2 separate regions of the Homo sapiens genome follow, and region 1 is linked to region 2. The links are chromatin loops, found by intact Hi-C in ENCODE. Cell type or tissue: ascending aorta. All regions are shown on one strand. Each heading gives the region's core, and the rest is flanking DNA. Links, peaks and the distances in the headings are about the cores only. Region 1 holds the start of LINC02872 (long intergenic non-protein coding RNA 2872). Region 2 has its middle 170 kb from the start of DAPK1.

The links. Peaks named below come from ENCODE experiments on the same cell type or tissue, not always from the same donor. Only the 100,000 strongest peaks of a DNase experiment are listed, where the experiment ranks them.
Region 1: it touches region 2 in a loop (4-fold over the local background); 3 of 110 quality-filtered maps call a loop at or near these places.

The regions. Positions count from the first base shown.
Region 1 is chr9:87,140,678-87,157,160 of GRCh38, forward strand. It overlaps LINC02872 (long intergenic non-protein coding RNA 2872), which reads left to right and starts at 7,967. Exons shown (of 2, transcript NR_161226.1): 1 at 7,967-8,221; 2 at 15,896-16,483. RefSeq lists enhancers at 7,570-8,078, 8,079-8,586. In ascending aorta, for the core only: a CTCF peak has its summit at 8,035; DNase peaks (open chromatin) are centred at 7,324, 7,894 and 8,194; H3K4me3 peaks cover 1,446 bases; H3K27ac peaks cover 3,020 bases.
Region 2 is chr9:87,317,394-87,333,876 of GRCh38, forward strand. No RefSeq gene overlaps it. Among named protein-coding and RNA genes, the nearest start is that of DAPK1, 170 kb to the right of the region's middle. In ascending aorta, for the core only: a CTCF peak has its summit at 7,453; no DNase peak of the experiment used is centred there.

The sequences.
Region 1 (16,483 bases), core at 4,685-12,684, 180 kb before region 2:
GTCCTGATGGTAGATTTTGTCAGCAGGAGCCACAGCAGGCTAGGAGTTTTATATAGGTCAGATGCTGAGGCTCTTTCCCCTCCAGCGGCATTTCCCAGCAGGTTGGGTTTCCTCATCAATCACGCGTTGCCCATATTGAGTTTCCTGGTTCAGCTGCTCATGTGGCCATGCTAAGGCTGAGGGAACTGGAGTCAGCATTAATCATGAGACTCGTCACTCTTGGGGCTGGATTGGCTTGGAGGATGCCTATAGTTAGGCTTTTTCCCTGGAGAAATGTCAGCTTAGACAAAAAAAAAAGCTCAACTTCTGCTTGATGTTTAATAGCTTGGTCATTATGAGGGATCCTATAAAACCCCCACCCCCTGCTGTTATGTGGGTGTTTTGTAACCGTAAAATCAGTCATTTCTTCCACAGCATATTTACTGGCTCCATAGAGGACAATCTACAAGGATTCTAACTTACCTCTCACCTGTCTCCTTACCTAGTTCCCACACAATTATCCCTGGAGACGACTGAACCCTGGCTTGTTTGTTTAAGTGTGTTATCATTCAGCTGTGCACTGTTTTTAAGTGATGCCGCGTTCTGTAATTAGTGCTGTTAGCAAAGGTGGCATCTACAGAGTTGCTGGCCGTTGCTGTCAGGTACTGTGGCAAGTTTCAATCACACTGTTTCCTTTAGTGCTAGACGTTGCCTCGGCTTTGAGGTGTGGGAGCTGTTAATTAGTATCTGAAATGCGCATCTGTATTCCCGCTGCTGTATTTCCCCTGATGGCCCCTGTCACTGTGACTTCTAAGTCTTCTGTCTGGGAGCTATTTGTTGAATTTAATTCCACATTGGAGAATAAATGTGGGTGTCCTAGGACTTAGCCCATGGAAGGAATCTGCTGAGAATCTAACTAACTTTTAGGGTTTTTCTTGAAGATGACCCTGTGGCAAGGATTTGAGTGCAAGTCATTTATTTGGGAGGTGATGGGTGGCCCCGGAAACACTAGGAGGGGAGTGGGAAAGGTAGACAGGAAGAGACACCAGCCAGTAGTCATCAGGCCACTTACTGCTGTGGACAGCTGGAGCTTGCTTGACCTCCCTGGGAAACAATGGCGGCCAGGGTAGCATGATCCCACCTAATAGACAGGTGAGTTGCGGTATTTATCCTCAACAGCCCTCTTCAGTCAGAGTAGGCCCCAGAGCCCAGACAAAAATGCCCAGGCAAAAAAATGCAGGTGCTGGCAAGTAGAAGTCTGGGCAGTGTGTGACCATGGTAAGGCTGGGTCCCGGGGAAGTGGGGGAAGGAGCTCCCCTAACTCCACAACCCAGGTGCCAAAGCAAACTGGCAAAGCCGAAATCCCTGATTATGTCATAACTAGAAAGGACCTGGGAGAGGATGTCATTCAAGTCTTCTAACTCCTACAGATATATTTTCCATAGCTGTCATCCAACTTCCACCTGAACACCCCCAAGTGATGGAGGGCTCAAAGATGTCCGTTCCATGGATAGATAGTTCTAGTCGTCATTCTACCTGTTACTTTCAAAATTTCCATGTTTTATTCAAACAGCCATTCATTCCATGTTCATTGAGCATCTCCTGGGTAGGAAGAACAGTATGAAGAACTGAGATTTACAGATGACATGGCCACTGTAGCTCTCATGGTTGCATATGGAGGAGAGGAATAGACAAGCAGAGATGTTATTCTCCTACAGCATTTTCACAGGGTGCTCTCATTGCACCAGATACATACACTGCAGAAAAGGGAGTGATTACCTTTCCACAAGAAAGGAAGGTGAAGCAGTCAGAGTAGGTTTCACAGAGGAGTGAAGAGTGATTAAAGCTCACTGAGTAGGAGAAGAAATGGGTGAGATATACTCAGCATGAAGTTAATGGTGGTGACAGCCACATTAGATTCCCCCATGCTTTGAAAACTATTGATGCCAATAGAAATTCCCACACCTACAGAACAAGCGCTTTATTAGTATCTTAAACTAGAGCTCTACTTATAATGGGATTAAAAGAATTACTTATTCTCTACTTTTAAAAGCATGAGGCCAGGCACAGTGGCTCATGCCTATAATCCCAGCACTTTGGGAGGCCAAGGCGGGTGGATCACCTGAGGTCAGGAGTTCAAGACCAGCCGGGCCAACATGGTGAAACCCCGTCTCTATTAAAAATACAAAAATTAATCGGGCATGGTAGCAGGTGCCTGTAATCCCAGCTACTCAGGAGGTTGAGGCAGGAGAATTGCTTGAACCCGGGAGGTGGAGGTTGCAGTGAGCCGAGATCACGCCACTGCACTCCAGCCTGGGCGACAGAGTGAGACTCTGTCTCAAAAAAAATAAAAATAAAAATAAAAAAATAAAAGCATGCACCTTTTAAAGGGGAATATCAGTATTTTTTCTTCTATCCAGTTTTCCAAACCTCCATCAATTACCCTAGTGGCTCAAAATGAGCTCATCTACAAGATAATTTACTTCCTCTGCAGATATTTTCAGAGGTATTAGGAGCAAACACATGGATACACAGAAACTACCACCAGTTGTACCACATAGAAATAGATTCTATAAAAAGTAGCTCAAGTCAACTACACACCGGTCTAGTAGCCTGTGACTAAATAGTGCTGATCACTGTACTTGCTGCATGTGGGAATGCAGAAAAGAAGATAAGTCCACAGCTTGTCACAACATTCACAACCTTCAAAATGAGGTGAACCTAGAAAATGAGCTAATCAAATATGGGTGTGACTGGTTTATATTTGCATACATGTATATAAAGAAAGAGGTGTGTGTGAGAGACATTTATCCTGAAAAATGAATAGAAAAAAATTGGCATACTCCTCCCTAAAATAAGAAGTTTATATTCAACAATTTTTTGTCATTTTAGAGATAAACAGGAAAAAGTAGTCGAGATACCATCATGTAGAAAAGTCACAAACTGGCTGTCTTTAAGCCAAATTCAGCTTGTAGATGGGTCATGCTTGGCTCACACAGTGTTCACCCACAGAGAGTTTTAAATCTGAACTAGTTGCCATCCTTTAAAAATAATGATAGTATAGATCAAAATTCAAGTTCCCAAATTCACTTAGAGTATCAAACTGCCTGGCAATTCTGAGGCTATATTTCACATGACATTCAGTGGTTTTCTCCTTTTAATAAGCAAATACTTCCTAGTAGACCACTCCCCTCCTCTTACTATGGAAGGTAATTATCACCCATCATTTCATTTCTCCTGGCTTCTTTCATTTACATTCCCGGTCTGGCCCTTGCAAAACTTTGAGATGGCCAGAAAGGTATAAACTAAGAAATGAAGAACAGACTTAGATATTTAAATTTTATTTTCTATGTTGCATTTCCCAAGATCACTGGGAAACTGAAAGATGCTCCAGGATAAAAGACAGTCCGTAGGAAAATAAGTTTGATAAACTAACCCCTTTTGAAATTCTCATTGTGCCAGGGCATGTAGAAAATGATGAAAAGTCTCTGGGAAAGCTCATGACAGGCAAACTTGCCTGGCTTTGGTTAGACAATAAAGAGCTACTGGAAGGTTTCAGGTAGTGGAGACTATGCATTAGATCAGAACTATGCATTAGCTAGTTAAATTTGCTGAAAGTACAATTTCCCTAAAAACAAGAGCGAATGTAAATTAAAGAAGCACTATCTATATCCTTCATGTTTTTCCTCTCATCTTAGTCTTATGCATGGGTTTTGCACTGAGCATCTTTCCCAGTTTCACCATTAGTTGACCCCTGCAACTTACAATCCTTGTACTTAAATTCACATCTCTATAAATTAGTAACAATGCCTTATGTTCTGATACGTATGAGGATTAAATGAGATAGTACCTATATTCTCATTTATATCTTCTTCTTACTACTGCTATTATCTATAGATTCATAGATTTCTATATACATATGTTCCAGAAAAATTTCCTGGGCATTTTGATATATTATATAGGACACTGAACTCATCTACTTACCCAGTGAAAAATTTATGTCCTCTGAAGTTTATTAATGAGGCTCCTTTGGTTGAAATTCTAATTATACTGTATGGACTTATATATTTTTGTCTTCCTCAGGGAAAGGAAGTTACAAATTTTTGTCTTCCTCAGGGAAGAACATATAGAAAGAAAGAGGAAAGGAAAAGGAAAAAGGAAGGAAGGGAGAAAGAGAACGAAAGAAAGAAGGAAGGAAAAGAAAAGGAAAGAAAGGAAGAAAGGAAGGAAGGAAGGAAGGAAGGAAGGAAGAAAAGAAAGAAAGGAAGAAAGAAAGAAAGAAAGAAAGAAAGAAAGAAAGAAAGAAAGAAAGAAAGAAAGAAGGAAAGAAAGAAACCTTGTTCCCCTAGAGAATAAGAGTGAAAGTAAGCCAGTGTGGCAAGTTAATGTTAGTCGGAAACAACAGAAGCTCTTTGCAAACTAGGAGAACAGAGAATTGGCTCAGTCATTTTCCAGAAATGAGAATTTCTAGGTCAACCGCAAAATTAGAAGTTTATAACCAAGAGTTCAGCCAAAAGAGCCAACAGTTCCCCATGAGTCTGAGGGTTATCCACTACAGCTATGTTCAAGCTTATGTTCTGTTTTCAGCTTGGTATTCTAACCATGCTATGGCAGAAATATCTCTGATCATGCCCTTCTTGCATTGGTTTGATCTTCCATCTCTGAAGTCAACTAAGGCCACATGCAGTAGACATTTCTGTAAAGACCATCACCAAGCGTGGGATGCTTGGTGCAAAGGCATAGATGAGATACCCCGAGCTATGATGAGGTTACCTAAAGAATCTCAGGAAGCCAACCCCCAACTACCTGAAGGGGGAACATTTCAAAAATATTAGGATCTTACTATGTTTCAGGAACCAGGCTACAGATGGGGAAACAACAATAAACAAAAAGCAGACCAATCTCTGCCCTGTAAAGCTTATGGTCTAGAGAGGAAGGCAGACAAATTCTGCAACTTTGGTTAGTGTTCAAGAGGAAAGAGGCTTAGTACTTTGAGGGGCTGTCATCCGGCTTCATCTTGGAGGTCAGAGAAGGCATTCCTGGGGAAGCAAAATCTAGATGATGACTAAGAATTAACCAGGCAAAAAAGGGATGGAAGTAAAATTTCAGATTCTATTTGCACCAGCCTCATAGCAATAGCATCAGAAATATTCAAGGATCTGAAAGAAAAAATACAGTGTAGTTGAAATCTACAGAAAAGATCCAACTGATGCACCAAGAGAAAAAAAGGAAAAGAACAAAATAGAGCATAAGAGATATAAGGAACCCAATCAAATGCTCCCTAGCACAGCTGCAACTTGAGTCCCAGAAGGAGAGGAGAGGCTGAAATGGGGCAGAGCATTATTTGAAGAAATAATATCCAAGAGTATTCCAAAACAGGTGACAGACTTTGACCCACAGACTAGATCTAAATGTTCAGCAAATCCCCGCAAATGATAGATAAACAAATTGTAATATGCCCATACAATGGGGTTCTATTCAGCACAAAAGACAGAACTTCTGATATTTGAAACAACATAGAAGACTCTAAAAGCATTATGATAAATGAAAGAAGCTTGTCACAAAAGGCTACATACTGTATGATGCCATTCATATCACATTCCGAAAAAGGCAACACGATAGTGATAAAAATCAGACCAGTGGCCACCAATGCCTGGGGTGGGTAGGAAACTGGCTGGAAGGAGGTACAGGAAAACTTCTGGATTGGGGGCCTCTCACATATTAACAGTATGATAAAAACAGGCTACAAAGTAATATCACCAGTAGGATGGAGATTTTGTTATATTTATAATAGAAAAGTCTAAAAGAAAACATCCATAATTCAACCATCAGGAGTTAGCTACTGCTTCATTTTTGTTTGCTTTTAATTGTGTTGTTTACACTTTTCTTTACTGAGTTTTCTACAATGAGAATATAACTATTATAGTTAGGGAAAATATTATTTTTGAAAACAACTAGTAATATTCATACTGATTCTAAAACATAAGCAAGCTATTTCCTAATAAGTTTATAATTTATTTTCTAATTTTAAATATTCTCCTTTAATAAAAGAATGTTTTTAAAATAATTTTAAAATTTTGTATTGTTAATTCTACACACACACACACACACACACAAGCTTCATCCATATTTTAAAATCTCTGTCTATAGTAATCACTACCTTTGGGTTTGCAGAATTCTTAGCTAAATTATTCACTTACCTGACCACCCCCCCCCAACAAGCCCCCAAATAAAGTGAATTTCCAACATGGTGTTTGCATTGCTAATTGATGTCTACCTGCAAGATTTTCCAAGTGGAAGGTACAAAGGGAGACGGCAGGTCTCCAAAAACAGATCAGGGCTCCCTAGCCTTTGTGTGTCACCTGTTTCTAAACAGCACAATTAGAGCAATAAATGCTGCAGCCCCGTGTTTGGCCTGACGGGATGATGACCCTGCGGCTCAGCAAGGCCACGTATGACAGACTAACTACTTGAAAAAGGACTCTCTTGAGGGTTACTTAACACAGTCACCTGTTGATTTATGAACACGCACACTCACACATACCTTGTCTCACCCTTTTAATCATATCAATTTGCTGCATCTCAGCAAAAGAAAAAAAAACCGAAACCACTAATTACTCACAAATAAGTCAATGGCAAAGCTCCACATCTGCTCAATCTGGATGGATGAAGTTTGTAAACCACTAACACTTCATTTTCCCCTATTTTGTAATGAATTTTTAATTACATAAGAAATAAGTGAATTCATTCTCTTCTGAAATATTAGGACATTTACTCAAAAGTGCCTTTTGACCACATTCTCCAATTTCTATCCCTCTGAACCCTCCCCTTGGATAGTTTGGGGTTTGGGGATTTAGCCTTGCAGTCCTTTTATATATGGTCTATAGTAGCCTATAGTGCAGCACAGAGAGCGGTATTTCTTCATGAGGGTTTTTCTTGTTTTTCTTTTCTTCTTTCTCTCTCCCTCGCCCTCATTCTTTTCTTACATAAATGGTTTCATACTGCAGTTTCATTCTGCAAATTGCTCATTTTTTTTTTGAGCCTTATCCCAGGCTAGTTCAACTAGATCACTTTTATTTATTTTAACTGCTGTATACAATTCCATCATATAAATACAGCACACACACACTTTACTTATTCCCTGTTTGATTCCCTGTTGATAAACAATCCAATTTTTCACCATCACAAGCAATGCCACCACGTACATAGTCATATCTGACAATCCATGTCCACATGTTCCTCCCACCCAGGCACACCAGGTCCATTGCCACCACACTGAAATGTCAGGCAGCTTGACAATCAAGTCACGTGGTGCCTGGGTCTCAGTTCTCCGCGTTCTGGAACTCGGTGGAGCAGGGCTCTTAGGGTCTTGTGGCCACCTCACCGGGTCAGACTCTCCCCGAGGTGGGAGGACAAGCTAATAGGAGAAACAGGGCCATTTCTTCACCCAACCACTCAGGCTGCCAGACTCATTTTCAGATTCAAATGCAAAATTTCATTATTTCCCCTCAAACCTAAAACCCCACCTAAAGGCGGTTGAGTATTTGGCATTCCCTCTACATTGATCCTGGCTGAGGAGGGCCCGGGGGACTCAGGTCTGAGGAGGACACGTTTTCCAAGGCGGCCCTCCTTCCAGTGCTGCCAGGAGAGGGAAAAGGCACTCAGGGAGTTTTTGCTGGAGATAAGAGCAATTTTTGAAAAAAAGGTAGTAAGGCAGGAGGTGGAGTCTGCCACGGGTCTCTTTCAAACTTGCTACTTTCCATCCCGTTAATACAATCCCGGCCCTGTTTCCCGGCCCCGCGGCCATTGCAGAGTCATGAAGTCATCGCAGCTGCGCCTGCAGCCAGGCGGGAACGGGAACGGGAACTGGCTGGCCGCGGTCCCTTCTGTCCCCCGCCAGCCGGAAATGTCCGCGCGCTGAAAAGCAGACGCTGCCTGCCCGGGGAACGGCGAGAGAGAGCGAGAAAAAAAAAAGCCTGAAGGCGGCGCGGCAGCCAGCGAGAGGGGAGAAACAGATTCACACCCAGGGGCCTCCGGGCAGGGCCCACGGGACTCAGGCCGTGTCCCGCTTGGAATGTGGAGCAGGCGCGGCCTCGGCGTCAGCAGAGCTCCCCTGCATCTCCTCCTGGGGGTGTGGGGGCCGAGTGGGAGAACTGGCGGACAGAGGAAAGGGGCCTCGCTCGCAAGGCCCGGGCGGGGAGGCCTGGCCTCCTGCTCAGTCGGTGCAAATGGAAAAAGAGACGTAAGTGCCAAGTCCCAAAAGAGCAAGTCATGGGCCCCGGCTTTACAATCTGTTTCATGAGTTATTCCTCCAAGCATGCCTGGCAGTCGAGTTTCTTCATTAGTGCTGCAGCAAGCAGATGGGAACATGAGCGCCCGAGAGCATGGAGGCCTCGCAGGCAAGCAGGTGGCAGCCCCCAACATTCTGGGCAGGCTCTGGGGTCGAGGGAGCACGTTCTGATGCTTAAATAGCCTCACCTTTTATCCTGACTGGGGTAGTCCTGTGTGGTGGTTTGGTGCCCGTTTTACACCTAGACCCTCTCTCTACCCCTTGACTCGCTCTCTACCCCTTCATCCATAAGTAATGTCTGCCTCCGCCTGATCCCAGGCTGCCTTTCTGGGGTTCCAGAGACGCTGGTTGTGATGAGCAGCAAAGGGCCTCACTGTCTAAGTCGCCCAGCAGTTCCCTTGTCCTCGGGAAGGCTGCATCTTAATGGAGACCAGGAAAGGTAATGCAGGGATGGAGTCTGGATGAAGACCTGCCAAGTTGCGAGGAAGGTGGAATGGCATAGACACGGCGTTCCAAGCAGCCAGGGTTAGCCAGTCAGCTTTCCCAGTGATAGAAACCTTGTAGGCACTTTATCCTGTGACCCCAACTGTCCTCCTCAGGTGTCAACTTCCTTTCCATTACCATTAACTCCTCTTATTCCAACCACAGCTGTTGTCAACCCTCTCAAACCTCTGAAAAACAGGATAAAAGCCCCAGTGGGTATCAAAATCTCTGCCTTGAAATCCTTTTGAAACAAAGATTGTTATTGAGGGAGGTTTTCAGAATGAAGAGGAGGCTGCTGCCGTCTGAATGTGATGGTATTATTAGGAGGTGGGGCCTTTGGGAAATGATCAGGGCATGAAAGTCCTCATGAGTGGGATCAGTGCCCTTATAAAAAAGGCCCCAGAGAGCTGCCTTGCCCTTCCCACCATATGAGGACACAGGGAAAAGGCACCTTCTATACAAACCAGGAAACAGACCCTCACCAGATGCTGAATCTGCTGGTGCCTTGCTCTTGAGCTTCCCAGCCCCCAGAACTGTGGGAACAAACATCTGTTGCTTATTAGCCACCCAGTGTATGGTATCCTGTTAGAGCAGCCTCAGATGACTAAGGCGGCAACTTTCCATCCCCATGTCTGCAGGCCTCAGCCCCCCTCCCACGAGCATTCTCTTCCTTCTTCATGAACATGGGATTTTGTCGGTCCCCCATAGTCCCCAATCCCTCTAGCACTTTGGTTTCATAATGAAAGACATAAGAGGAAAGAAAGATCGCAGAGAAGCAGCACATGGAAACCATCCTGTCTGGAGCAGAGGAGCGAAGAGAGAGGACAGTCTGGGGTAAGATGTTGCTGAGGAAACCCAATTGGGCTGAGGAGTGGCTGGGCTCACCATCTTCCCTTCTTCTGTCTCCCCCTCCGTGGGACAGTGCTGCTCCCCGTGTCCAAGGTCAGGGACAGGGGACAGGGTGGGATTGCCACTTGGGCAGTGTCAAAAAGAAAATAGAAATTCCTGAGGAATGGCTGAGATTGACATGAAAGACAGCCCTCAAGTGGCCCCCACACATCCCTTTTGGGAACCTTTCCTCTCTTTTACCTGAAGTACCTTCATAAATGAGTGCCTGCTTAATTTGTTTTTTAAAAACGGAGTGAAAAACAGGCAATGTTTATGTCTCAAAGAAGCGTTTCTGATGAAAGCACAATAAATGCAGTTTTGCAGTACCATGCAAAGCAATAAACATGGAGTAGCTTCATACTGTGAGTTTAGGTGTGAAAAACTGTAAATACTCGTTAACAAAATCACCCAACCAAAATCACACGAAAAAAGTGAGCTGTATAACTGCGTATTGGCTATGACCTGGGTGTTTGTATAATCTATCATCCAAACAAGAAGCTGTAGGCACAAATCAAACCATCTAGAACACAGGTCCCACTGGCTACAGCTAAACTTGTCAGAGGTTACATCAGTTGTCAGTGTTGTGATGTATAGTAGCCAGCAGTGAACTCCATGGAAGTAATAATGAAAGGTGAACAGCAAGAACACAGCTGTATCATCATAAAGTCAGCGTTGTGGCTCAGACACAATAAAGCACACCTCTGCTCATTCTCCTCCACAAGCTACTGACAAAACACCGAGGACAACAGGAAACAAATGGCAATATGTGGATTTCACAAAAGAGGAAACCCCACTTCCAGTGACATTGCTTCCTGTCATCTGTTCCTCCTCTAAGAGCAGAAAGCCATCATTCTTCGTCTCCAAATTTTATTTTGGAGGTCATGACACATGGGTTTCCTTGGATCTTTGAAATTTACTTGAAACTTAAGAAGAACAGGCTAGACTGTTTTGTGCATCATGATCACAATGATCAATGATCCTAGGCATTGGGAGAACCCTACTCTTGCCCCCAACAGTTCTGGAAGAGACATCACATCTGCTCTCAAGACAAATCCACAGTACAAGATAGGACATGCTGTCTTTCCATGAGACCATGAGTTCCTCAAAGGCAGTGAACATGTTCTAATTTTATCCACTTTCTTTTCAATTTGAGGATGATGCATGCTTCAGGATAGGAACTGAAATACTAGTTCCCTTCTCATTCCTAAAAATGTATACCCACCCATCTTCCACGAGCTCCTGGAAGTTGAGTGGGTCTACATTTTAAACAAATTGCTTACTGGGAATTCATAGGCGCTGTGGTGATTCAGGTAATGGAAGGAAGCCCATGCATAGGAAGGCAGGAGTTAGAGGCAAGATAGAAGCAAGAAAGAGTCAAGAGCGCATCAGGCCCTCTGACCTTTGCCCTTGGCCATCTGCAGCATAGGAGGATGCCCCTTGTGCCAGGTGGCTCTCAGAATCTGGGGACTGTAAGAGCCAGGATCAGCACCCGTCAGTCACATGCTGAGCCCAGCACTGACAATGAACGTGTTCTGTCTATGACTCAAGATATACACTCCATCTTCTTGAACCTTAAAAATATTACATTGAGTTCCTCAGGAAACAGCATTTAGAAATGCAAGCATTTTCATCTCATCGTTTATCTTTAAGACAAGGTTCTGGAGCCTCCTAGGAACTCATTTAAGGGTGCTGAAAAAGGAGTGGGTGAGGCTTTAGTTTGCTTAATCTCAATATTTGAAGTGTATAACATTATATTTGAACTAAAGTTTAATTTGCTAAAAAACGCAAATTGTTTCTCTATTCTGTAGAATATAATTGATTTGTAATGCCTCCTACATGACAAGTGGGAATACAGACTGTGGTTTGCTCTCAAGATGTGTATAGGGTAGTGGGGTAAGAATATGTATATATCCAGATTGTTACAGTCTAAGGCAGATATGGGAAAGCCCTGCTTTGAGTTCTCACAATCTAGAGCCTTCCCCAGTCGCTGAGGGGTGATAAACAAATATCAAGGCATTGTCCATTGTTGTCTGGGAACTAACCTTTTGTCTCTGTCATATAACGCTGAGTTTCTGAGGGTCCCAGTGTGCGTCAGGGGCAGGAGAAACAGTAGGAAGCTCTGTCTGGCTTCTTGCTTCATCAGACAGGACCCGGGCGTTTTTGCCTTATTTAGAAATATACTTGTTTTATTATGACACCGACCGTTTGTTAGCACAGAGAGAGACAGAGAGGCTCACAATGTTTGAGTCCCTTATCTCGCATTGTTTATGTTCTTAAAATAATTTAATTAACTTAATAAACAAAAGCATTTTCAATTCATAAACAAAGAGAGCTCAGAAAAATTGAATGTTCCAAAAGGCAAAATGAATAGAAAAGTCACATCATCCCAAGTCATTCTCTCACCCTCTGTCTTGCACATTCCTGCAAGCCCTGTCCCTAAGAACCAATGGGACTTCTAAAAACTGTCTTCATTTCCTCATTTTGTAAAGATTTTAGTGGGATCTTGGAAGGCTTCTAGACAGATCAATATTAAAACTGGTTCTAAATGCCATGGCTATGTCTACCTTCTGAAATTACTCTAAAAAGATAAAGTGAAAAGGACAAATGATTTGGAATTTACAAAGCCGTTTTAAATGTATAGATAGATTCAGGTTTGGTTTTGTTGTTGTTGTTGTTGTTGTTGTTTGTTTGTTTGAGATGGAGTCTCCCTCTGTCACCCAGGCTGGAGTGCGGTAGCATGATCTCAGCTCACTGCAGCCTCCGCCTCCTGGGTTCAAGCTACCCTTCTGCCCCAGCCTCCAGAGTAGCTGGGATTACAGGCGTGCGCTACCATCCCCGGCTAATTGTTTTATATTTTTTAGTACAGACAGGGTTTCACCATATTGGCCAGGCTGATCTTGAACTTCTGACCGCAAGTGATCCACCCATCTTGGCCTCTCAAAGTGCTGGGATTACAGGGATGAGCCACTGCGCCCAGTCTGATTCAGTTTTTAAAGAAGGAAGAGTTTAAAACTCTAAGGCTGAAGGATGATTTCTGAAAGAGCCAAAGGAATGAAGGGGTTATCTCATTCTGGGTTTAATGCCATCAACACAAGCAAGCAGACTACATAATTTTAATCTTATACTTTTATTAATTTTTGAGATATTTTATTATAAACTTTTTAACCCATAAATGATTCGGAACAGTGTAAAAATACTTATACTCATGACCTCTGAAGTGCACTGTAATCTCTGCACTTCAATAACACAAATGCAGTTTCTGAATTATGAGTGTAAATGTACATGGATGGAATATAAATTATTATGGGGACAAATGTGCTATCTACAAGTAGTTATGTATTTTATACAGTTAATATTAGCTAACTTGGTTTAAACATTAATTACATGTTAGGCACATACTAAGAAATTCAAGTGTATTATCTCTTAATCCTCCAAGTGTATTATCTCTTAATCCTCCATGAACCCATGAGGTAGACACAATTGTTTCTTACATTTTACAGATGAGGAAACTGAGGTTTGGAGTTTGCCCAACAAACATAGCTAGAAAGTGATAGAGCCAGCCTCGAACCCAGCCTCTCTGACACTGTCCTGTGGGATGGTGAAGAGACGGCATGGAGATATGATTAGTTGTAATATTATTACAGCAATGATTATTTTAAAAAGCAGGTGATTTGTCATTGTTTTTGACATGTCTCAAATTTTTCCTGATAAACCCTCTCATCTATGTCAGTCATAGTTCAATCAGAAGCAGACGCACTAGGAGGTAATACATGTTTTATGTATGCATGTCAAACACACAGACACACACTTATACACACATATACATATATACCTATGTGTGTGTGTGTGTGTATCTTTGTTACAGGGATTTGTACCTTACAAAGTTGTGGGTTCTTGCTAAGCAATCTCTGTAAGGACATTGTCCACAAGGCAGGCAGTGGGGAAGCAAGGACAAGATGGAGCCCACGGGCACAAGCTGGAACCCATGAGGATGGACTGAGACTCATGCCAATTCTTGCTGCCTCTGACTTTGATGGTGTGGGTGTCCTGCAGGAAAAGCTTGTGCCCTTTATCACAGAGCTGGCCCAGGAGCCAAGAGGCCAAAGCAGGACAGCAGGGGCCTGCTGTCCCACACCAGCAACAAGCAGCATATGTGTGAGCTACAAAAAAGGCTGCTGCTTCACCTCCAACCTTCACATGTCCCATAGGAGGCTCTTTTGTGGCTCACTCTAACCAGAAACATGCAGGGGAGGAAATTCTGGGAAATGTAGTTCTGTCTAGGCAAGTTGACACATTGCAAAGCTACCACACCAAAGTGCACCAAAGGTACAAAGATGGATGGGATATGGCTCCTGCCTTCAAGGGGCTAATCATCTAGGGGTGTGAAGGGAAAGAGAAACATGAATGTATAATATCAACACAAATATTATATTATAACAAGTATTATGATAAGTGCACTAAGGGTGCAACAGAAGCCCACAAAAGTGGCTCACCCTACCCAAGCTGGGATTCCAGGAGAGCTTCCTGGAGGATGTGGTGTCTAAGTGGCCTTAAAGGATGAAGTAGAAGTTGACTAAGAAAAGAAGGTTTAGTAAGGATATTAAGGTGGGTGGCGAGAGGGAATAACCATTAAGGTCTATGGCAGAGGCAGGATAGAGAGATGTATAAGCAATAAATGTGGAGGGCTGGGAGTGGAAGGAAAAGATGTTGGAGAAGTCAGTGTTGCAAACTCTAGAAAGTCTATGCATTGTACTACAGGGAGCTTGGACTTCATGTCCCAGTGATTGGTGAGCAATTCAGGAGTTAGACACATGAAAATGATATGGTCATTGAGGTAGATAGTCTCCAAGATATCACCTCACTGGCTTTCCTCTCTGTGCATGTGTACTGCTCACTGCATTAAAAGGTAGGCTTTAATTTTTCTCTTCTTGAGTTTAGGCTGGCCTAAGCAACTGCTTGGCTTAGGGAAGACAACAGAAGTGACATTCTAAGAAGAAGTCTTAAGTAGTCCTGCAGCTTCTGCCTAGTTCTCTCAGAATACTAGCTCCTGGACCATGACATCTCCTCTTAGAAGCAAACTGCCATGCGGTCAGAGTCTAAACCCCATGGAGATGCCACATGTAGGTGCTCTGGTCAGTCACCCCAGCTGAGCTCCCAGCCAAAACTATCTTGTGCATTGCTATCATGAACATCCAGCCAAGTCAGGCCTTTAGATGACTCCATTCCAAGCCACCATCTGAATGCAACTGCATGAAATACCCCAACTGAGGATTGCCCCTTAACAACCCACAGAATTGGAGATATAATCATAAATTATCTTAGACTTCCAAGTTTTCATGTGGATTGTTACACAGCAATAGATAACCCAAATTGCCATGTTTATGTTTTGGGTGTTTTAGGGGGAAGGAATGGAGGAGGGAAGACACTTTAAGTGAAGCTTACTGACTTAAAAAAAGATAAAATGAAAGTAGGAAAACTTTGTAGGAATTCATTGCTATAACCAAAAGAGAAGGTATGAGAACCTGAGCCTGAGAGTACTAGTTGGGGTGAGAAGAAAAGCTGGATTCTAGAAACAGGAAATAAAATTAATAGGCTTTATGATAAGTGAAGGGCAAAGGAGAGAGGAGGAGTCGAAAATGTTTTGTGTGTTTCCCCTGTACGACTGGGTGGAAGCTAGCTATCTCAATCACAAAGACCCAGAACACAGCAGAAGGATCAGGTGGCATAGAGGAGGGAATATTATGAGTTCTATGAGGTTTCTAAGTGTATGGTTAATTTTGTGTGTCAACTTGACTGGGCTATGGGATGCCCAGATCACTGGTAAAACTTTATTTCTGGATGTGTCTGTGCTTGTGTCTCAGAAGAGATTAGCATTTGAATCAGAAAACTGCACAAAGAAGATCCACCCTCACCAATGTGTGTGGGCATTGTCCAATTATTTGAGTACCTAATAGAACAAAAAAGCAGAAGAAGAGCAAATTCTCTCTCTCTCTCTGCTTGAGCTGAAACATTCATCTTCTCCTACCCTCAGATATCAGCACTCCTGGTTCTCAGGTTTTTGGACTTAGACTGGAACTTTTACCACTAGCCTCCTAATTTGCTGGCCTTTGGACTTAGACTGAATTACATCATTGGTTTCCCTGGTTCTCCAGTCTGCAGACAGCAGATCATCTGTTGAACTTTCAACTGCCATCAGCACATGAGCTAGTTCCTATAATAAATTTATTTTTATCGATATACCTATCTATCCTATAGGTTCTGTTTCTCCGGAAAACCCTGACTAATACAGTAGAGGATATCCAGATTGACAACTTCAGGAGAAAGTCTGATTTAGGAGTCGGAAGCCCAGATTGGAAAAACCTCTTGATAGATGTCACTCGGGAAGACCATGAAAACAGCCAAAATAATTCAAAGAGAAGATGCAAAGTGAACTGTGAAACAGACCAAAGATGAATCTCTTTGGTAAATCCCCTGCCTAAATCCCCTGCCATGGAATAGCTGCCTAAACTTGGGCAAATAACTTGACATTTCTCAGTTTCCACATTCCAAAAATGGATTTTTATGAGAATTAAATGTTATGATGCATTCCAGCTACCTGTCCTAGAACCTGGCATAAGAGCTCAGTACATGCTGGGGAGGGTTATCATCATCGTCATCATCATCTTATTAACATTCATGTTGAAGGGATGATGGGCTGCTGAGAAGTTCATGAAGAAGGTGAAAAACTATTACAGAGGTGGGAGGAAAAAGAGAGGACTATCACAGAAGCAGAAGAGCTGAGAGTATTGAGAAAGGGTGACGGGTTAGGGGGACTAGCAAGTACCCTCTGGCGTTGGCAATATT
Region 2 (16,483 bases), core at 3,226-11,225:
TTATCCCCAGTCCACTCAGACACTTGGAAGAAAATGTATTATTAAAAGCAATCGATGCATTATGAAAATGAACTGGGTAAACTGTAATTTTATTGGCTCTGAGTTCAAGCCATAAAAGGGTAAATGTGAACAGGTGTGCCAGTTAATGTCCTTGGGTAATTGGTTAAGTATGGTAACCCCCAGAATCTACTTCTACTCAGCTCATACAACTTAAGCTGCAGAAAGTAGAAAGTGCAAAATATACCCACTTTTTAAAACTCTTTATTAAAAATTTTTAAAAAGCTTATTATATGGTCCCCACCTGGGCCATGATTAAGCACTCATTATTGCAGTAACAATGGCCCCATTGTTATTTCATCCTAATAACCATATTTAAATTACACAAAGTTTTGAGAGCTATAGCCTTAATGAAACTGAGGCCCAGGAAGGTTGATTGGTTTTCCTAAGATTGAGAGGAACAGAGCCAGAGGCTGACCCAGAGCTCCAAATTCTCAATCCAATAATTGTTCTAATACATGTAACAGAGAGTCGTTCACTACTGTGCCAGCTTAGACAGTCTCGAGCATATTCTATTGACCAACACAAAGAATATATGCAAGGAGTCTCACCATCCTTATTGGTCAGCGTTCTCCAGAGAGGCAGAACCAACAGGATATGCATACAGAGAAAGAGAAAGATTCATTTTAAGAAATAGGCTTGCACAACTATGGAGGCTTGGTGAGTTAAAAATTTGATGGTGGTGGCCGCTAGGCTAGAGATGCAGGGAAGTTGCAGTTTGAGTCTGAAGGCAGTCTGCTGGCAGAATCCGTTATTGCTCAACAAGATGGAATGGGGGTGGTCAGTCTTTGCTCTGTTAAGGTCTTCAATTGACTAGATGAGACCCACCCACATTATAAAGGGAAATCTGCTTTACCCAAAATCCACCAATTTAAGCATTAATGTCATCCAAAAAACACCTTCACAGAAACATCCAGAATAATGTTTGACCAAATATCCAAGTACAGTGGCCCAGCCAAGTTAAAACATAAAATGAACTACCACACTTTCCCACCAGACGTACAAGTCTTCACCCCCTCCACTTGTTTGCACTTATGAATATCCCAAGAAGAGCAGGAGAGGGTTGTCTATATGGGGTGACCAGGGAGAATGTAGGCAATGTCTATGGCATCACTACAGCTAGGTGACCAACAGGTAAGATGAAGGATGCTAATGAAGATCTCACTAAGATCCACCGAGCTGGAATCAAGAGAAGGGGCTAGGTCTGCGCAGATGAAGCCTCCCTTTCTCTGAAGCTCCTGGGCATGCAAATGATGCATGGTTTTTCTGAATTTTGTTTGTTTGTTTGTTTGTTTAGCTATCAATTGCTGTGAAACAAACTACCCAAAACTTAGTGGCTGGTCTCTCCCAACAACCATTTTATCATTGCTCATGATTCTGCGACCAGGATTTCAGACAGCACACAGAGGGTGGCTTGTCTGTGTCCCATGCAATGTCTGCCGAGGCTAGAATGTCCAAGATGACTTCTTCACTCATACATCTGGTCCCTCAATTAGATCGGCTCAAGTAGCTGAAGGCTGACAGAGACACTTTATGGGAGTCAGAAGTCTGTAGCCTCAATTCTCACAGTTGGCTGGGTTCTTCAGTCTCCACGCAATCTATGGGCTTCTCTCTCTCCACAAAGTTCGATCCTTCCAAGATACACAATCAGAAATGGCCAAACCTTCTTAAAGCTGAAGTCCACACCTGGCACTGGGTCCCCTCTACCAGCATTCTAACAGACCTGGATCAGATCAAGAGGAAGAGACAGCACAAGGGTGTGAATGCCAGGAGGCATGGCTCATTGAGAGTCACAGAAGTGACAAGCTACTTTGTCATTCATACCTGTCTTTGGCTACATCCAAACACCCACCCAAGTCTTCTGTGTTAGGCTGTTCTTACATTGCTAGAAAGAAATACCTAAACCTGGGTAATTTATAAAGAAAAGAGGTTTAATTGGCTCATAGTACTGTAGGCTATACAGGCATGATGCCGGCATCTGCTCAGCTTCTGGGGAGGCCTCAGGGAGTTTTAGTCATGGCGGAAGGTGAAATGGGAGCAGGCACTTCACATGGTGAAAGCTGGAGCAAGAGCAGGAGGGAAGAGGTGTCACACTTTTTTAAACAACGAGATTTGAGAGAACTTACTCACTATCTCGAGGATGGATAATACCAAACCATGAGGGATCTGCCCCCATGACCCAAACAGCTCCCACCAGGCCCCACCTTCAACAATGGGGATTACAATTCAACATGAGATTTGGTGGGGACACAGATCAAAACCATATTATCTTCCCAGAATAAGAACTCTCTTATTCCTCAAGCAACTTCTTTTGGATAAGTCCCAGGTCCTATGCATCCCCTCTGCAGTTTCCCTCCTTGGCTTCCCCCATTCACTGACCTCATTTTGTCTTGAAGATCCTTTCTTACTTCCAAAGGCATTTGCACCTCACACTCATTTTTCTTCCAGTACTCTCACACTGGAGTTGATAGCCCATTAGACCCAAAAATCTTCCCCAAAGTGAAACTAGTTTCCCTTTCCTTGAGTTGAGAAGATTTAATATCCAAATTTTCCAGAAGGTTTGGAAGGAGATATTGCATTTCATTTTTCTAGTATAAAAACAAAGGGGAATAAAACAAATGAATTGCTTTTCATTTTGAGAGACAGGCTGGTAGAGTGGTTAAGAGAGTTGACCCCAGAGCCAGCCTGGCGTTTAGTAGCTCAGTGTCTTCATCTATAAAGTGGGGAGTATCCACCCTATAGCACTGTCGTGAGGATTAAATTAATAAAAATATATAAAGCAGGATGAAAAACAGTAGTAAGTGTCTGCTATGATAATAAAAACAGTTGTATCCTGTAACTTGGAGGTCCCCAACCTTTTTGGCACCAGGAACTGGTTTTGTGGAAGACAATTTTTCCATGGACAAGGGTGGAGGGATGGTTTGGGGATGATTCAAGCACATTGCATGTATTGTGCACTTTATGTCTATTATTATATATTGTAATATATAATGAAATAATTATACAACTCACCATAATGTAGAACCAGTGGGAGCCCTGAGCTTGTTTTCCTGCAACTAGATGGTCCCATCTGGGGGTGATGGGAGACAGTGACAGATCATCAGGCATTAGATTCTTATAAGGAGCATGCAACCTAGATCCCTCACGTGTGCAGTTCACAATAGGGTTCATGATCCCATAAGAATCTAATGCCACTGCTGATCTGACAGGAGGTAAAGCTCAAGTGGTAATATGAGTGATGGGGAGTGACTGTACATACAGATGAAGCTTCACTTGCTTGCCCACCATGTGCCTCCCACTGCCTGGCCCAGTTCCTAACAGTCCATGGACTGGGGGCTGGGGACCCCTGCTGTAAACACATCACACATCTTCCTCAAGTTCCCAGTGTGATAGGAGGGGAACCCAAGTTGTTATGATTTTAAAGATATCCATGTTAATCACTTTTCTTGGAAAAGGAAGCTCCATTAAGATGTGAAAAATGTGAACTTGTTTCACAGGTGAAGTAAAAAAAGATGCAAAAAAATGCTAGGCTCTTTGTCCTCAGAAAAGAATATGGATCAATATCAGGCTTCCTCCAATATGTCCAAGTAGTGGGTTCCCAAAGGAAATATATTTGGGGACATTTTCTACCAAAAAATGGTATATCAAGTGATATGGTTTGTCTGTGTCCCCACCCAAATCTCATCTTAAATTCACAGGTATTGTGGGAGAGACCTGGTGGGAGGTAATTGAATCATGGGGACACGTCTTTCCTGTGTTGTTCTTCTGATAGTGAATAAGTCTCACGAGATCTGATGGTTTTAAAAACGGGAGTTTCCTTAAACAAGCTCCTTCTCTTTGTCTGCCACCATCCACGTAAGATGTGACTTGCTCCTCCTTGCCTTTCACCTTCCACCATGATCATGAGGCCTCCCCAGCCATGTGAAACAATAAGTCCATTAAACCTCTTTCTTTTGTAAATTGCCTAGTCTCAGGTATGTCTTTATTAGAAGCATGAAAACAAACTAATACTTTGAGCTACAGATATATGATGTATATCTATATAAGTCTAGATATATGATGTATCTATATATGTATCTTATATAGACAAAACATACATGAATTACTTATATATGTATAGATTCCCAGACTTGCCCACCCTAGCCTGTTGAAATCAACATGTACTGAAAGTGTAAGAGTATGAAAGAAGCATAGTCCCTACCACACACATGGGTTCCCCCAACCTTCCCTCCCAGCTACCCTACCCAGGCTTGGGCCTTGGGATACCCTGGTTCTGAGTCACCACCCGCTGCCTCTCAACATAGTAAGGGTGGAGATGGCAGAGAAAGAAAGTGAAGGGAAAATCTCTAGGGACCATGAGAGCTCAGGTGAGCAGGCAAACATGGAGGAAACTTTGCAACCCAAAACCTCTTCTCTGCCCAGCCCCTTCCTCCTACTCCATAGACCAAGGGTTAATCTCTTAAGAGAGTGTCTTCAGTTTTTCTGACAATGCCATTTTCCAGGCAGACTTTCTTTTTAAAGTAGTCAAATGCTTTTTTTTTTAATAACATAGATATGTCCTCTTTTTTTTTCTTGCCTTAGTGGTTTCCAGCCAACCATATACTTAAACCCGCCTGACCTAGTCATAGAACATGTGGCAAGGACACAACCTACAAGCAGTGGCCCGTTTTGTGTCTGTGGCTCCACAGATCACAGAGCCTGCTCTGGATGACTTTTCTCACCCTCCTCAGGCCCACCCAATGCCTTTGGAACTTGCTGACGGATGTGGTTCTCTGGTTACGATTCTTGGCGCTCTGCAACTGATACCTGCCTCCTCTTCTCTGGGATCTTCCTGAGCTCTGGCCCCCACTCTCCTGGGTTCCCATTGGCCACTGGTGCCCCTACCTTGCTAAATCAAAGATAAGTCACAAGACAGGCCACTTTCCTTCCAGCCTTCAGCTCGGTGGCCACGCAGTTCAGGCAGTTGACCACAACCCAATGACTGACAGACTGACTGTCTTTTACTTTTTCTTTTTCTTTTTCTTTTTCTTTTTTTGGATACAGAGTCTTGCTCTGTCACCCAGGCTGGAGTGCAGTGGTGTGACTTCAGCTCACTGCAACCTCCACCTCCTGGGTTCAAGCAATTCTCCTGCCTCAGCCTCCTGAGTACCTGGAACCACAGGTGCGTGCCATCACGCCTGGCTAATTTTAGTATTTTTAGTAAAGACAGGGTTTCACCATGTTGGACAGGCTGGTCTTGAACTCCTGACCTCAAGTGATCTGCCCACCTCAGCCTCCCAAAACACTGGGATTACAGGTATGAGCCACTGTGCCCGGCCTGAGTTTCTTATTCTGAGCTGAAACAAAGCTCAAGAGAGGGTCCAGAAAGGCTTCTGCATAAACAACTGATACCTGAAAACAGGCAGATTTTCAATGACAACGCCTTGTTTTGCAGCACCGTGATGTCAAGATTATACTGAATTGTGTGAATTAATTTGTTTTATAGATGAATCACAAACACTGGTTTTATTCCTAAGTAATATTTGATGAGTTTCATAACAATTTTTTTTGCAGAACCAAGAAAATAGATGACTCACAAGGGTAATAAAATAGGGTTCTCTCATTTCTCTTGGCAAAGCAAGCAGTCTCCATAAGTTAGTTTTTCTAAATACTTTTTTTTAAGCCAATAAAAAAATCTGAATGTGAACATAGCTATGGGTCATAAGATTCTCCAAGGGCCACAAGCACCTCTCACCCCGAATGTTAGATATTCTTTCTCAGAAGAGTCTCTAAAAAGAGAAATTTTCTCTCTCTTTTGAGTTATAAATAATTCACTTTACTTTTTCATCTTTGATATTTTCTGTGTTGAATATAATGTGGCAGAATCATTTTAAGGTGGGAAAAATTGTCCTAGCTTTCTTTTTTTTTAACTTTTTGGATTTCTTTGTGAGACCTTTTTTATCACCAGGCAAATTGGGGTTCACGTGTCACCAAAGCCAAGAAAATATGACAAAGCCAGAGTGCTTGAAAACAGCTGCAAAAAATTTTTTAAAAAAGGAGGGAGGGGAATGCAGAAGGGGAACAAAAAACCTTTTAAAGACAGTCAAGAAAGATGAGGCAAGTTTTGAAATGTTAATAAAATATGGAAAGATAAAACCATAACACAGTTCAGTTTTGTACCACACAGCATATTTTTCACGAAAACTGCATTTCTTTTTTTTTTTTTTTTTTTTTGAGACGAGTCTCACTCGTCGCCAGGCTGGAGTGCAATGGCGCGATCTCGGCTCACCCCAACCTCTGCCTCCCGGGTTCAAGCGATTCTCCTGTCTCAGCCTCCTGAGTAGCTGGGACTACAGGTGTGTGCCACCACACCCAGCTAATTTTTGTATTTTTAGTAGAGATGGGGTTTCGCCATGTTGGCCAGGATGGTCTCAATCCCTTGACCCTGTGATCCGCCCACCTCAGCCTCCCAAAGTACTGGGATTACAGGCGTGAGCCACAGTGCCCAGCTGGAAACTGCATTTCTCATCCCCATATTCACTTCATCTAGGCCAAAACCTTCTCTTACTATCCCCAAGATCATTATCCCCAAGGACTGTTGACATCATTTCCAATATTAAGATATATTCAAAACAAGTTCCTCCTTATCTGTTCTCTTTTGACATTTGTGCTGTGTTCATGCAACTGTTCAGAGGGCCCACTTTTCCACTTTGACTTTTCTCTCTGAGTCTCAAGGGAAAACACTTCTGATTTCATGGCCTGGACGAGCTGTCTGCACTGTCTCATCCTCTCACTTTCTCCATCATTCATTCATTCACTCATTCAGCCAAGGCTTGCAGACTTTACAGTTGAAAGACAGCATAGTGAAGCGTGGGTTTTAGAGCCAGACTGCCTGTTTCTTACCAGCTCCGTGACCTCAGGTGGTTGACTTACCACTCTGTGCCTCCATTTCCAATCTGTGAAATGGGAATGATGGCAACTATTCCCAACATTATAGAATCAGTGTGAGGATTAAATAAGCCAATGTTTACAACACACTTAGTACACAGCAAACCCTCAGCAAACATTTCTATTGCTATTGCTACCTGCAACTAACTTTTATTTGGTGCTGGGTATTTCTGAAGGAGATACAGAGGAAAAAAAATGATCTTTACCCTTTACCTCTCCCTGGGAAGATGTACTGCCACCCAAACTCAACAGATTTTTGTTTTAAATCACTGCAGCTAATTGTATTGACTTTTAAAACATGGTTTATTTGAGTATTGTAGGACCGTAGTGATTTCAGGCATCTGCACAAGTAACTTTATACACTAAGGTTAATATTGGGTCGTGAGCACAATCTCCCTTTCACCTTTGTTCCATCTTTGCTATGGAAATGGCTCCTCTCAGTGGACAAAATGAGTAATTACATATCCACATCCTCCCATTTAGAGGTCCTGTTCACCATAGTCACCAACATCATTAGTTAATTATTTAATGGAATTAAATTAAATTGTTTGTGTATAAATCTATTTGCGCAAAGATTTAGTCCACAAATTCAAATCCTATTACAATCGTACAACATCATAATTTCCTATCAGAAATTTAATACTGAGCTGTCCCCAACAAAACTCAAAGACATATTTCTACCTAATTAAAATGATGTGTATTCACCTAAAGATGTTTGTGAGGAGCAAGTAGCTTATATGCTTGTTTAATCCAAAGAATGTTTTAAAGGTTCGTCTGGGCCCTTGAAATCAGCAACATGAAATTGGAGGCCCCTATGTTAAGTGACGTCTCTTTACAGTAACTAGATTAAAAGGAGTGAATTGTCTAAATGTATGTTAGTTGAACATATACATTTATATATGTAAAAATATACATATACATTTTGTTGAATTCAATCACGGATGATGATGATGATGATAATGATGATGATGTTGATGAAGATGAAAATAAAGATCACGATGATAGCTAACACTTATGCAACATTTACTACATATGTGTCAGGCACTGTTTACAAACCTCACATGAGGCATTTCACTTTGTCCTCACAAAAACTCTTTCTAGTAGATGCTCTTATCATCCTCACTTTACAGATGAGGAAAGAGTCACAGAGCTTCAAACAACTTGTCTAGAGTACACAGCTAGGAAGTTGCTGAGCTGCAACTTGAACCTTCTTCCTGTGCCTAACAACTACACTATTATTCATCTTCAATAATGATTGGAAATAAAAAACTTGAATGGTATATGAACATTCACTTGTAGAGTTGGAATAAGTTATATGTATTCATAAGCATATGGTTAGTGAAAATGAAATATTATTTACAAGAAAACATTCCAAAGAAGATAAAGAGATAGCAAATAAACCCATGAAAGCATGCTCTACCTCATTAGTCATTAGCGAAATGCATAAAAAGACCACCACACCTCTATTAGAATGGGTAACTTAAGGCCGGGCATGGTAGCTCACGCCTGTCATCCCAGCACTTTGGGAGGCTAAGACGGGTGGATCACTTGAGGTCAGGAGTTCGAGATCAGCCTGGCCAACATGGTGAAACCCCATCACTACTAAAAATACAAAACTTAGCCAGTCGTGGTGTGGGTGCCCATAATCCTAGCTACTTAGAAGGCTGAGGCAGGAGAATCACTTGAACCCAGGAGGCAGAGGTTGCAGTGAGCCGAGATTGTGCTACTGCACTCCAGCCTGGGTGACAGAGCAAAATTCTGTCTCAAAAAAAAAAAATAATAATAGCAACTGGAAAACCTGTGCATTGCTGATGGAAATGCAAAATGGCACAGGGTTTTTGGGAAAGCTTTCTCTTATAAAGTTAAACATTCACTTATGACCCAGCAATCTCACTCCTAGGTATTCACCCAAGATCATGAAAACACATATGTCCACACAGATACCTGCAGATAAATATTTACAGTGGCTTTATTAATAATCATCAAAAACTTGAAATAATACAACTATCCATCCACTGGTAAATGCAGAAACAAACTATTATACATTCATGCAATGGAATGCTCCTCGGCCATAAACAAACACATTGCTAACATGTGCAACAACATGAATGAATCTCATGCTAAGTGAAAGAAGGCCACTCAAAACGCTACGTCCTATAGGATTCCATTCATGTGACAGTCTCCAAAAAGCAAACCTCCAGGGAAGGAGAATGGATCATTGGTTGCCAGATACTAGGTAGAGGAAAAGGCACAATGACCCCTTGGGATGATGAGAATGTCTATGACTTGATTTTGGGGGTGGTTACATGAGCATATGTGTTTTCCAAAATTCACAGAACGATGTGCCTAAAAAGGGTATTTTTTTTTTACCATGTTAGTTATACCTCAATTTGGACATTAAAATATAAAAGAAGGGAGGAAGGAAGAAAGGACTGGCTGGGTATGGTAGCTGGCACCTGTAATCCCAGCACTTTGGGAAGTCGAGGTAGGAGGATCATTTGAGCCCAGGAGACAGAGACCAGCCTGGACAACATAGTGACAACCTGCCTCTACAAAGAATAGAAAAAATTAACCAGGTATGGTAGTGCATGCCTATAGTCCCAGCTACCTGGGAGGCTGGAAAGGAGAATCGCTTGAGCCTGGGAGACATAGGCTGCAGTGAGCCATGACTGCACCACTGCACTCCAGTCTGGGTGATGGAGCAAGATCCTGTCTCAACAAGAGGAAGAAGAAGGATGAGGAGGGGAAGAAGGAGGGGGAGGAGGAGGAAGAAGGACTAACAAAAGACTCAAAGAAGAAGGAAGAAGAAGGGGAGGAGGAGGAGGAGGAGAAAGAAGAAGAAAGAAGGAGGAGAAGGAGAAGAAAAGAAGAAGAAGAAGAAGAAGAGAAGAAGAAAAGAAGAAGAAAGAAGAAGAAAGAAAAGAAGAAAGAAGAAGAAGGAAGAAGAAGAAAGAAGAAGAAAGAAGAAGAAGAACAAGAACAAGAAGAACAAGAAGAAGAAGAAGGAGGAGGAGGAGGAGGAGAAGAGGAAGAAGGAGAAGAAGAAGAAGAAGAAGAAGACCTAATAAAAGACTCAGTGTAGTCCAATGGTTAATAGTGTGGGGCTAGGGGTAGGCTTTCTGGGTTCAAATAGAGTTTGACCACTGTGGGACCTGAGGTAAGTTATTAAACCTCTGTGCCTCAATTTCCTCATATGAGATAACACTTATTACTTCAGAGCCGTCATGAGGATTAAATTAATGTTTTTAAAGCACTTAGAATAGTATCTGGCATACAGTAGGTTCTCAATAAGTATTCGTAGCATGAATAATATTATAGACCATAATGCAACACACTCTATCAGAAAATTATGTTAGCTTTAGAGGAGGCAGAATCAGGGCTGGCTGAGTCATGTGCCCTGAGGCTGGTGCCTACTAATCCAAGCCAGCAATAGGCATCAGATTCACATCTGTTTTAACCTCCTGATTCTGAATATTCAGCTAAATCCCTAGTAGATTCACACTGCTCCAAACCAACCCCTAAACTAGGATCTCCACTAGCACCAAACTTGTCTGTCCAAACTCAAAGTTAAAGACCAGATTTCCATAAATTCCTGGGTGTAGAATTTACAGTGTGAGTAACTTCCGCCACAAAAGCTCAACTGATCATAAGCAGTTTCCCCACAAGTCCACCACATTCCTTCTACTCCACTTGGATGTGGGGACATTCACAATGGCAGGAAGAGAACCCTGGCAGACTCTGCTGGACTCACCCCAGAGATAGGTGGTCTCTCAGTAGTGATGAGAGTGAGACTCAGGAATACAGAGGGAAGGGAAATGAGGCAGGGGCCACCTGCAGAGAGTGCTCCCGTGGCTGGATCTAGTGAGATCACCCTTCAAGAAGCCATGCAAATGGCACTACAGGACAGTTAGTCCAGGGGTGCAAAGCGGAAGAATTTATCCACTGGCTCCTATGTCCCAGGGTCAAATGTTTGCCCCGTGTGGCGTTGCCTCCGCCATGCTTCATGGCTGTGCATGCATGAACACTGAGCATGGTCTGTAGTGTTTCATGCCTCATCCCAGGCCAAAGCAAGAGACAGGCATCACAGAAGGGGGTGGGGCAGATCAGGGAACACCAAGGGAAAGTCACTTGGAGCTCTCACAGAGCCGGTTGCCACTATAATAACTGGAAAAGTAGGTCAGGCCAAGAGGCTATGAATTGTGCATAAGAGATATCTGAGTCTCCACAACACAGTAGTTCCACTCCTGCTAGATCCTGGAAAAGAAAAATCTCACACATTTTCACAAGGAGACAGGTACTAGAATTTTAATGTATTTTATTTTATTTATTTATTTATTTATTTTGAGATGGAATCTCACTCTGTCACCCAGGCTGGAGTGCAGTGGTGCGATCTCGGCTCACTACAACCTCCGCCTGCCAGGTTCAAGCGATTCCCTTGCCTCAGCCTCCCGAGGAGCTGGGATTACAGGTGCCTGCCACCACACCCAGTTCATTTTTGTTTTTTTTTTTTCTTTTTTGAGATAGAGTTTTGTTCTTGTTGCCCAGGCTGGAGTGCAATGGTGCGATCTCAGCTCACTGCAACCTCCGCCTCCCAGGTTCAAGCGATTCTCCTGCCTCAGCCTACCTAGTAGCTGGGATTACAGGCATGCGCCACCACGCCCGGCTAATTTTGTATTTTTAGTAGAGACGGGGTTTCTCCATGTTGGTCAGACTGGTCTCGAACTCCCGACTTCAGGTGATCTGCCCACCTCGGCCTTCCAAAGTGCTGGGATTACAGGCATGAGCCACCGCGCCCGGCAGGTACTAGAATTTTATTGTCGCATTGTTATGTATGTATGTTTTTATATTTTGATCTTATGTCCAGGGTTAATCCTACAGTATTAGAATTAGCAATTCTAATTCTTTACGTGTTGGTAAGATTCTTACATTGTTGGTAAGATTTTGTATGTTGATACCTGCAGCTCTAATTCATTTTTATTGTTATATAATGATTTATTTGCTTGTTTTACTACAGAGTAGTCATCCATTCTCTCATGGGTGGACTTTTAGATCGTTTAAGTAGTCCGCTTCTCCTCCCCTTCCTTCTCCTCCTTTCCTATTACATAACAATGCAACAATAAAATTCTAGTACCTGCCGAGCGCGGTGGCTCATGCCTGTAATCCCAGCACCTTGGGAGGCTGAGGCAGGTGGATCACCTGAGGTTAGGAGTTCGAGACCAGACTGACCAACATGGTGAAACCCCATCTCTACTAAAAATACAAAAATTGGCCAGGCATGGTGGTGTGCGCCTTTAGTCCTAGCAACTGGGGAGGCTGAGACAGGAGAATTGCTTGAATCCGGGAGGAAGAGCTTGCAGTGAGCCAGCTGAGATCGTGCCACTACACTCCATCCTGGGTGACAGAGTGAGACTCCATCTCAAAAAAAAAAGAAAAATGCTTTGGCAACAGTTTATACTGCACATCAATACTAAATTCAGACTTTGTTTCGGGCCTCAATTCTTATTTTTTTAACTTTTTACCAAGAATCTTGCCCAACTGAAGGAAATATCAAATGCATTTTTATAGTGAATTCTCAGTATATACAGAGTAAATTTCAATTGTGCAAATGGTAGATATTAACATGCCTTCAGTGAGTAGGATGAATCAAAGGGAAAATATGAAAATAATTGAAAAGTTCTAGAAATGAGCTATTTGTCTTCTCTACACAAGAAAAAGTAGCACCCAGTTCCATGTGACTCCTTGTTAACAGAGGCAGTCACCATCCTCCAGCTGTGGTCGTCTCCAAAGATGACCACCATGCTATCAACTCTCCCTGCCTGTATGTACATCCATTCCTCTAATGAGAGGTGGAGTGTACTTCTTTTCCTTTGAATCTGGGCTAGCCCCTTGCTCTGATGGATAAAATATGTCAGAAGTGAATTTTGAACTCAGGAGTTAAGCTGACCCTTTCTACCTCCTTCTTGGAACATTCATTCTTGGAACTGAGGCATCAAATTTTGAGGAAGCCTAAATAACTACATTGCAAGGCCCATATGGGGGAAAACAAAGGTCTTTGGTAAACAGCCCTAGCTCAGCTCCCAGCCAACATGCAGTACCAACTGCCAGACATGTGAGTGAGCTCTCCTGGGTCTTTCTTCCCAGTCGAGCCCTCAGAAGACTGCAGAGTCAGCTGACATCGCATGGAGCAGAAAAACTGACCCCAAGTCCATTTCACCCATAGAATTAGGAATAGTAAGATGGCTGTTGTTTTAAGCTACTGTATTTTAAATTGGCTTATTCCACAGTAATTGATAGCTGAAACAGAACGTGATATCTAGAAGTGAGATACTGTAACAGAAACCAAAAACATACAACATTGGCTTTAAGACTGGGTGGGGCAGGCGGGAGCCAGAAAGGTCTCAAAAAACCACTAAAGGAGACTGGAAGGAGAGTGAGGAAATTGTTATTGGAGGCTGAAGAAAAGGCAACTCATACAATATATTGGTAGAACATTTAACAACACTGTCAAACTATGAAGCCAATGGAAAGAGAGATGAACCAAAAAAAAGGACTGCTCAGATTGAGAGCAGAATTTAGAAAACACGTTGAGAACTCAGGACTCAACAAAAGATTCTCAAAGGAAGAAATGTCCTTAAGGCAAGTATTAAACCCAGGTTGCTGCAAGTAAAATATAGTGTCAGAGAAAATGTTCAAATCAAAAGTGCAGGCGTAAGACCTTAGAAAGATTTGAGACAGTGCCTCAATAACCTTCTTCATTTCCAAGACAGAAGGGCTTCCAAGAATCTTAAGGGATTTGTTCTATAGCATTTTTAATCTCAGTCCAAGGTTTAGATGCTCCTGTCTCAAGGAGAATTCTGAGTGTCGCATTTATCTAAGGGATTGGAATTATAATTTGATGCACAGGAAACCTATAAGGTTTTTAAAGGAATTATATTAACTTGGTCTAAAAGATACAGAGATGGTTCAAAATGAAAAGAGGTCTCTGGGTCCTTAACCTCTTATAAAGAGAAAGGAGATTGAGACTGTCTCCTACTCAGCTGCAAGCATAGATAATTTCTTATAGAAAAGAACAGGTCACTAGAGAGCTGAGTCAAGAACCACAGAGAACCATGAAAGAGATCCTGATTCAAAAAATGACAACACATGCCTGGCTGGATTTCAGAATTGCTATGAACTAGTTAAAGCTATTGGCCTGTTGTTTTCCCACTTTTTGAATGGGAGCATTTATTGCATTTATCTTGTCCCTTTTTCACATTTTATGTGAGAGGTTGTATACAGGGCAGATAACTTGTCTTTCTAGTTTAGAGGAATTTTCTCTCAAGAAACCACACCAGAGAAGCTGCACTCAAGGATTCCTATCCATGCTTGAAGCTAGTAATATGATCCTGTACTTTGTTTGAGCCAATACCATGATGCTAATATGAGGAGAGGAGATGAGTATATTTTGCATATTGTGGTAGGTAGTATCTAAAGATGGGGCCCCTGTGCACATGTGTGCCACTCTCACAGTGAGTGGAGTTTTATTTCATCTCCTCTTGAATCTGGGCTGGCTCTATGACTTCTTTGACCAACAGAATTGGTCCAGCCTTAAGTGGACTGCCTTCAAAGGCAGCCTTAAGTGAGTTCAGCCTTCTGAGAACTGACAATTTCTGCTTCCTTCCTTTCGGGTGCCTATTCTTAGACTCAAGATGCTATATTGTGAAAAACCCCAACCTACACATGGAGAAGGCCATATGAAAGAGAACTAAGCCCCAGCTGAGGTCCCAGGCAATGGCCAGCACTATACACAGCAATGGCCAGCTCTGTGAATGAGCCCTTTGGGACATTTTAACCCAATCAAGCCCCAAAATTACTGCAGCCACAGCCAAAATCATGTGTAGCAGAAGCTTCTTCCAAATGAGCTCAATCAACTTGTAGAACTGGGAAAGATAATAAAATGGTTGTTGTTTTAAGCTGTTAAATTTTAGGGTGGTTTGTTACTAGCATTAGACAGCTGAAATACAAATCCTGTGCAAATCTCCAGCGATAAAGCAGTTGTGTGCATTTGATCCCAAAGGGCATCATTTTAAGCTCATTTGCATCATATAATTGTTTAATTCTTCCTGAGATATAATTGCAAATTATCCAAGTCATGCTTGCAAGTGAATCAAGAAGAAAAAAATCTTAATTTTATTAACTACTGATTTACCCACATCAATCTGATTTACACACCAACCTTTATTTTGATGCTTCCTTGGATGGAAAAATAAATAAATAAAAATAAAGCCCAAGGTCAAAACAGTCAAATAGAAACTAGTAAGTATTTCTTGAGTTACTGCTTCCTACTATCATGGACACTTTGCATGGTGGTGAAAATAGAAGAATCTTTGCCCTCAAAGTTCTCACCATATGACAGATAAGAACAGGCCAGGCTTCAGAGGCTGGCAACTTGACTTTGCCATCACATTGCCTCTCATACACCAGTCTCCATACTCTGAGCACCCACTAGCTAGCTAATTAGCAGTGACTGCTGTCTATTTCCAGGAACATCTATGTGAGTCCTTAGGATTGTATACAGAGACAACCCGAGTGCCCCCCGGCCCTTTCTAGGGTCTCTCTTGCTCAGATTATGAGCGAATGGGAGCCAAGGGATGATTTCAGGGGGAGCTCTGCAGACCCAGTGTTCCAGGTCTTCCATGCCCACCAGCCCTCTGCCCTGGTGCCTGCCACCACTGTCCTGGCCTTCGACTCCAGTCCACGCTGCTAGACTCTCCTGTAGAAGTCAGGCATGGTGGCTCATGCCTGTAATCCCAGCACTTTTGGAGGCTGAGGAGGGTGGATTGCTTGAGCTCAGGAATTCGAGACAAGCCTGGGCAACATGGTGAGACCACATCTCTACTAAAAATACAAAAAATTAGCTGGTGTGGTGGTGCATGCCTGTGGTCCCAGCTACCCTGGAGGCTGAGGTGGGAGGATGGTTTAAGACCAAGGTGCAGTGAACCGAGATCACACCACTGGATTTCAGCCTGGGTCACAGAGCGAGACCTTGTCACACAAAAAAAAGAATCTCCTGCAGACTTCTAACCTTCACGTGCTGTGGGCCTGTGTCCACACCTCCACTTATTTCTCCCAGGCAGCTTGGCCTCTGTCAACCCTTATGTCCACCTTTCAAAGAAAGGTCCCACAGCCCTTTCATTTGGATCCCTTGGAACTCCAATCTTTCCTTTATGCCCCAGGACCTGTCCTCCGCTAAGAGTCACAGCACTCTCAAGTGAGGCTGCAGGACTAGGAGGAGGTGATGTTGGGGTGCCCTGCCCTGGGGGAGGCACAGCCCCACACCGAAGCACACCCATGCTCCCCTCCTTCACCCAGATCCCTGCTGCTTCACCTGCTACACCCACCACTCTTCAGAGGTCCTATTGCTATCTGACATTGTCTTGGGTATTTACCCATTCTAGTTTTTATTGCCTGTCCCCTCTCATGCCCCGTGGAAATGGCGATTGCTTGTCTATTTGTTGTC